Regions from separate parts of the Homo sapiens genome. Here region 1 is linked to region 2. Evidence: read pairs that join two places in POLR2A ChIA-PET (ENCODE). Cell type or tissue: A673. All regions are shown on one strand. Links, peaks and the distances in the headings refer to the core of each region. The heading gives the core; the rest is flanking DNA. Region 1 overlaps SVIL (supervillin). Region 2 has its middle 20 kb from the start of SVIL-AS1.

Region 1 (2,912 bases), core at 92-2,591, 90 kb before region 2:
CCCTGTCCCCAGAGCTTTTCTGGGAAAGAGATGATTGGCCTCTAAATGATATTTCCCATGTGGCTGTGTGCTGCTTCAATTAAAGTCGTTAAGTACAGCATATCTTCGTGATTTAAAGCTGGAACCAAATGGTGCTGTAACATTATAGTAAATACACGCACAGAAGATTGATTTGAAAAGTGAAAGAGGCTGTTTCTCCCGAGACTGAGAGCACGGGTGGTGCTTTGTGGGTCTGGTGTAGTAAATGCAGAGTCTAAACTCTCCTCGGTTCCTGATGGTGACGGACCCCATTGCAAAACACTCACCTGGATGCTTGGTGCTGGGGAAAGGGGGAGTCCGGTGAACTCTGGAGAAATCATCCCTTTCATTGCCAAGGAGGAGCCTTTTCCACAGCGCTGCTCACCCCTTCCCATTTAGGAGAGCATGCAGGTCACAGGTTTGTGATTTCAACTCAGAAGAGAGTATTTTTGCCTCTTTACAGCCCCCTTGCTGTGCAGGTGCACCTGCCCCCGGGGCCACAGGAAGCACAGGCAGCTGTTTGCTGATCAGAAAACTGCAGGCTCAGAACCAGGATTTCTTTCCTGATTTATACAAGATGCATCTATTCATCAGCTGACAACATTTCCTGAGCACCTACTCTACGGAAGACACTTTGTAGGGACCAAGTAAATATTTCAGACCCTGTCTCAGTGACATAAAGCAGGTGCAGGAACAGCCAGCAGGTGGGCCTCGCTGAGCACACGGCCAGTGGGGCTGTGTGCTGTGCAGAGCCGGGCTGTGGCCCAGAGGTCCCCCTGCCCCCTCAGGGCACGATGCTGGGGGCTTTACTCTGCCTGTAGCTGAGGGCCTACTGGGCTCCCTGAGACATTTCTGTTGTGGTGCTAATTTTTCAGATAAGGACCAAGACAGTAAGATCAAGGAACCTGCCTGAAGCCACACAGCTAGCAGGGAGTGGAGCTGGACACTCAAGTCCAGACCTGCCTCTTTTCAAACCCAACTGTGCTATTAAACCGCTCTGCGGGCAGAGAGTCAGAGTGGGGCTCCAGCACAGGATGTGGGCAGCTGTGAGTCTGGCTACAAGGAGGGGCTGAAGATCCCAGTCACCAGACCTTGGAGCAGGTCAGCATTGAACCAGCAGCAAGGCGACTTGAGGTTGGGCCGCTGAACACACCAAACTTCAGGGGCTTCTTAAACAGCAGGAAGGGGATCTTCCAGGGCCCAGGCAGCTCCAGCCTCTCCTTCCAGGGAGTAGTGGGATGTCAGACAAGGACCCCCAATGGGAGGGACATTTCTTTCTCTCTTTTTGTTCTTTTTTTTTTTTTTTTTTTTTTTTTTGAGACAGGGTTTCACTCTGTCTTCCAAGCTGGAGTGCAATGGCAGAATCTCGGCTCACTGCAGCCTTGACCTCCCAGGCTCAAGCCATCCTCGTGCCTCAGCCTCCCAAGTAGCTGGGACTACAGGCATATGCCACCATTATCAAGCTAATTTTTTCTTTTTTTTTTTAAGAGATGAGGTCTCACTATGTTGCCCAGGCTGGTCTCAAACTCCTGGGCTCAAACCATCCTCCCACTTCAGCCTCCCAAAGGGAGCAGCATTCCTCATCTACTTAATTTCTTATGAGCAAGCAATTGGAACTGCTCCTTTCCTTTTTCATAAGGAGCTGTGTCCCTTGAGGGAAGGCCACAGGTGCTGGGACCCTACAGCCTGGGATTCAGAATCTCAGGCCCTCACTTACCAGCTGTGTGGGCTGGGTAAAGTTACTCTGTCTGAGCCTTGGTTTTCTCACCTGGAAAATAGGGATTATAGTACTCAGCTCACAGGACTTTATAATCAGGTATATATGACGTTTAGCAGGTGCCTGGCCTGTGTTCACATTGTAGGTGCAGGAAATACTCATCACTGACATTGTCAGCAGGAACAGCGTAATTACTGTTTTTAACTTGAAGACAAGATAATGTGGATCTCCCCAAAACAATAACAATAACAATTAATAACAAAGAGTCACTGTCGTGGACTTACGCTTTTGCTTTTGTGCAGAGGTGGCATGTACAGTGTTAATCTCTGATGCTGGTTGCCAAAGACAATAATAATAGGGAATTGAGTGTGTTTCGGGGCAGGCAGATCTCTTAACCTTTGGAGTAATGGAACTGGGAACTTTAAAGAACAAACTAAAGGCACTTGTAGTGCCCGTTCCTAAAATGCAAAAAGGGAAATCGTGTTTTATAAAACCAGACATAGTTTAATTTAGCCATTTTCTTACTTTAGCTGTTAGTTATGAGAAAAAAAAGTAATTGTGAGTGAATGAATGAGTAAAACTGTTAAAGTGAATTAATTAAAAATAAAGCGAAGAGTTCAGACTTTCATGGACTATTGACTTGGAGGCCCTTAGGAAATATGATTTGAGCCGGGTGATTCCTTTCTATATTTCTTCCCAATGAACACAATGGACATCTCACAGCCAGCTCCAACAACATCTTTTCCAGCAGACTTACAACTTAGAAAAAGCCCAGCTTTAGAGAATTAAGTTAAAGCAGGGAGCATTCAGATTCCAGACCATCCCTCCAGCAGGGGGGAAGCACAGCCCGATGGCACTTGCAGTCACTCCGTAACCAACGCGGAAGCTCTGGCCCCTTGGTGACACTAGTCCGGCTCCCCTATCACTTGTGCGCACAAGGGCCACACCTGCAAACAGGACTGAGTCAGAGCTCAGGGTGCACTTCTGGGAGAGGGTCAGCAAAAGCAGCAGCTGCACAGGTGGTACAGCCTCCGCTTGGCCAATGCTGGCCGGCCTGCTAGGGTCAATGTCCTGGCCCAGTGCCTGCAGGGTAGGGTTGCTCACTCCCCAGCAGGGTCGCGACAGCTGCTCAAGGTGCCCAGGGATCTGAGCCAGGCTCCTCCAGGGCCTGATAGAT
Region 2 (2,912 bases), core at 187-2,686:
CTCCAACCTTGACATTGCTCCCACAGCCCATCTGGGGGCCACTGCCCCCTCCTCCCTGTGCCATCTGCTTCCACGCTGCTAATCTCTTTCTTTTATTTTTTTAAATTTATTTTTCTTGTTTAATTTTTGTCCTTCTAATCCTCGAAACTTGTGCATTGTTTTTCCTTATTTATTTATTTATTTAATTATGTATATCTTCTTATGTTGCTAATCTCAAAGGATGCTTTTCTCTGAGTAGCAGAGAAAATTGATTCGGCAAATGTGTAGTTTCCCACTGACACCTAAGGAAAAACGAAACAGGGCCTGGGAGACAGTTTACACCATATTCATCCAGGCCGTTTTCACTGATGGACTTTCCATGAAAGCTCTGCAAGTTTTCTTTCAGTTTCACTGTCCGTTGGCCGGTACTGGTTGCTTGACTAAGCTCTGTTAGCGTGGGTTACTGCTCACCCCGACCGGTCTCTGTGAAACACAAAACAATACAAGCATTCAAGTCACCTGCCTCAAACTTCAGCTAAAGGAAGCAAGAGCTGCCTTGTGGGGCTGGGTGCTCTCTTCATTCCCAGAACCAAACGGTGCCCTCAAGTTTTCCCCAGTCCTCCCTTCTCCTGAGTAAGGAGCATTATATTTATGGTCAGGAAAACACCAATATGAATTTTATACTGAAGATTTCCAAGATTTCATTTTAAGATGAGAAGGGGAGACACACAACCCTTGTGATCCCAGGAGAACAGTTGCATGAGTCCATACAGATTCCCTGATAATGCTATCTCAGAATCAGGGCACGACGGCGGGAGCTTAGGGATCATCCACTGTACCAGCCCATCTTACAGGTGAGCAAACCAAGGCCAGAAACACCAAGTGACTTTCTCTTGAGTCCCAGAACAGCATTCTTTCTAGGCTGTTATATAAACCAGACTGGTGGTTCTAGCTTACAGTCACAGTGGAAGAGGCAGTCAGCCCCTAGAATTCCTATGCAACTCTTAAGTCTCCCAAGGAAGTTATAAGTAGATGCATCACAAAGAAACTCTGTAGAGGAATAATCAGCTATCAGCAAATCTTGATGCCTTGAAGGTGAAACCCAGGGGCTGTGGGAATAAATGAGAATATTTTAATTTCAGACTTTCTTGAAGCCAAAAACTTTGTGAGACTTGCCAAAAATGTGTGACATGGAGTACATGCCCTCTGCTTTCAACAGCTAGGGTCCCTTCAACCTTGTACTAGACCCTAGAGGGGTTTAGCATCCTTCCGCCGGCTAACTTATGACATGGCATTTCTAGGCAGGTGTCTCAACCTGGTGCTGGATAGTTCTTTCTCACAGGGTGCTGGTAAGTCTGTGTCTTGTAAAATGTGTAGCAGCATCCCTGACCTCTGCCCATTAGATGCTGGCAGGATCCCCACTCAGTAACATTCAAAAATGTCTTCAAAACATCTGCATTAGTATGGCTATTGTTGGTGGCCAACCATCATGTATAGCCGTTTAAACACACACACACACACAGACACACACACACACACACACACGCATTTTTTTTTTCTTTTTTGAGACAGAGTCTCACTCTGTCACCCAGGCTGGAGTGCAGTGGTGTGATCTCGGCCCACTGCAACCTCAGCTTCCTGGGTTCAGGTGATTCTCATGCCTCAGCCTCCCGAGAAGCTGGAATTACAGGCATGCGCCACCACGCTTGGCAAATTTTTGTATTTTTATTGATTCATTTATTTCTTTATTTTTGAGATGGAGTCTTGCTCTGTCACCCAGGCTGGAGTGCAGTGGCACAATCTCAGCTCACTGCAACCTCTGCCTCCCGGGTTCAAGCGATTCTCCTTCCTCAGCCTCCTGAGTAGCTGGCATTACAGGTGCCCACCACCACGCCCAGCTAATTTTGGTATTTTTAGTAGAGATGGGGTTTCACCCATGTTGGCCAGGCTGGTCTTGAACTCCTAACCTCAGGTGATCCACCTGCCTCAGCCTCCCAAAGTGCTAGGATTACAGGTGTGAGCCACTGTGCCCTGCCTAATTTTTGTATTTTTAGTAGAGACAGAGTTTTGTCATGTTGACCAGGCTGGTCTTGAACTCCTGAGCTCAAGTGATCTGCCCACCTTGGCCTCCCAAAGTGCTGGGATTATAGGCATGAGCCACTGTGCCCAGCCTGTTTACACATTCTTTATTCAAGCCTTGCAGCACCTCTAATTGGTGCATATTCTGATATTCATTTTACAAATAGAGAAAGTGCGGCTCTGAGAGTTAGGCAGTGCTTAAGTGTGCATAGCCTGTACATGGAGAAGTATGAATTCTAATCCAGGTCTGTTTTAATCTACAGTCAGACATCAACAAAAATGTCCTAATGGTGAAGGGAAAAAAGCAGTGGTTCCTGGTTAAATCTCCTCTAGAAACTCGATGAAAAGGAAGGGGCAGGTGGTTTTGTTGGTCTTGTTTTGTTTTGCTTGGCATGGCTTAAGAGCTGCTCCTTCTGGAGGTAAGAATTAGACATTAGACCAGGTGATTTCTTGAGGTCCATTCTAACCCGATGAGTTTATGTTTTTACAAAAGATGCTAACTTAAAAAAATAATTTGCAAATGTAGACACTTTGTACTGTCAATCACCTTTTTTTTTTTCCGAGCTGCATATTTCTGATGTTTTCGGTGCACAAGTTGCCAGCAGGAATTCATCCCTCTGAATGTCTGTCATTTGGGTTTTGGCTTCTGCGTTTGTCAGATGCCCCTGGTGCTGTCGGGTGCTGGGTTGCGTCAGTGGTGACTGAACTGAGATGTGAGGTCTGCCTTCTTTTTGTTTGGGTATCAGTCCCAAGAGCCATTTGGCCTCAGTGCTCTGTCACCAAGTTCTGCACTTGAGGTCTCTCTCTCTGGTAAAGTGGCCTCGGGCAGCCCAAGCTCTGTGTTACTGGGCTGC

What was found. Peaks named below come from ENCODE experiments on the same cell type or tissue, not always from the same donor. Only the 100,000 strongest peaks of a DNase experiment are listed, where the experiment ranks them.
Region 1: POLR2A ChIA-PET joins it to region 2 with 6 read pairs; 2 of 35 experiments call an interaction of 5 or more read pairs at or near these places.

What each region holds. Positions count from the first base shown.
Region 1 is chr10:29,477,348-29,480,259 of GRCh38, reverse strand. All of the region lies in intron 29 of SVIL (supervillin), which reads left to right. All of the region lies in intron 2 of SVIL-AS1 (SVIL antisense RNA 1), which reads right to left. Among named protein-coding and RNA genes, the nearest start is that of MIR604, 66 kb to the left of the region's middle. RefSeq lists enhancers at 846-1,377, 2,245-2,744. In A673, for the core only: no CTCF peak of the experiment used is centred there; no DNase peak of the experiment used is centred there; H3K27ac peaks cover 1,124 bases.
Region 2 is chr10:29,387,604-29,390,515 of GRCh38, reverse strand. No RefSeq gene overlaps it. Among named protein-coding and RNA genes, the nearest start is that of SVIL-AS1, 20 kb to the left of the region's middle. In A673, for the core only: no CTCF peak of the experiment used is centred there; no DNase peak of the experiment used is centred there.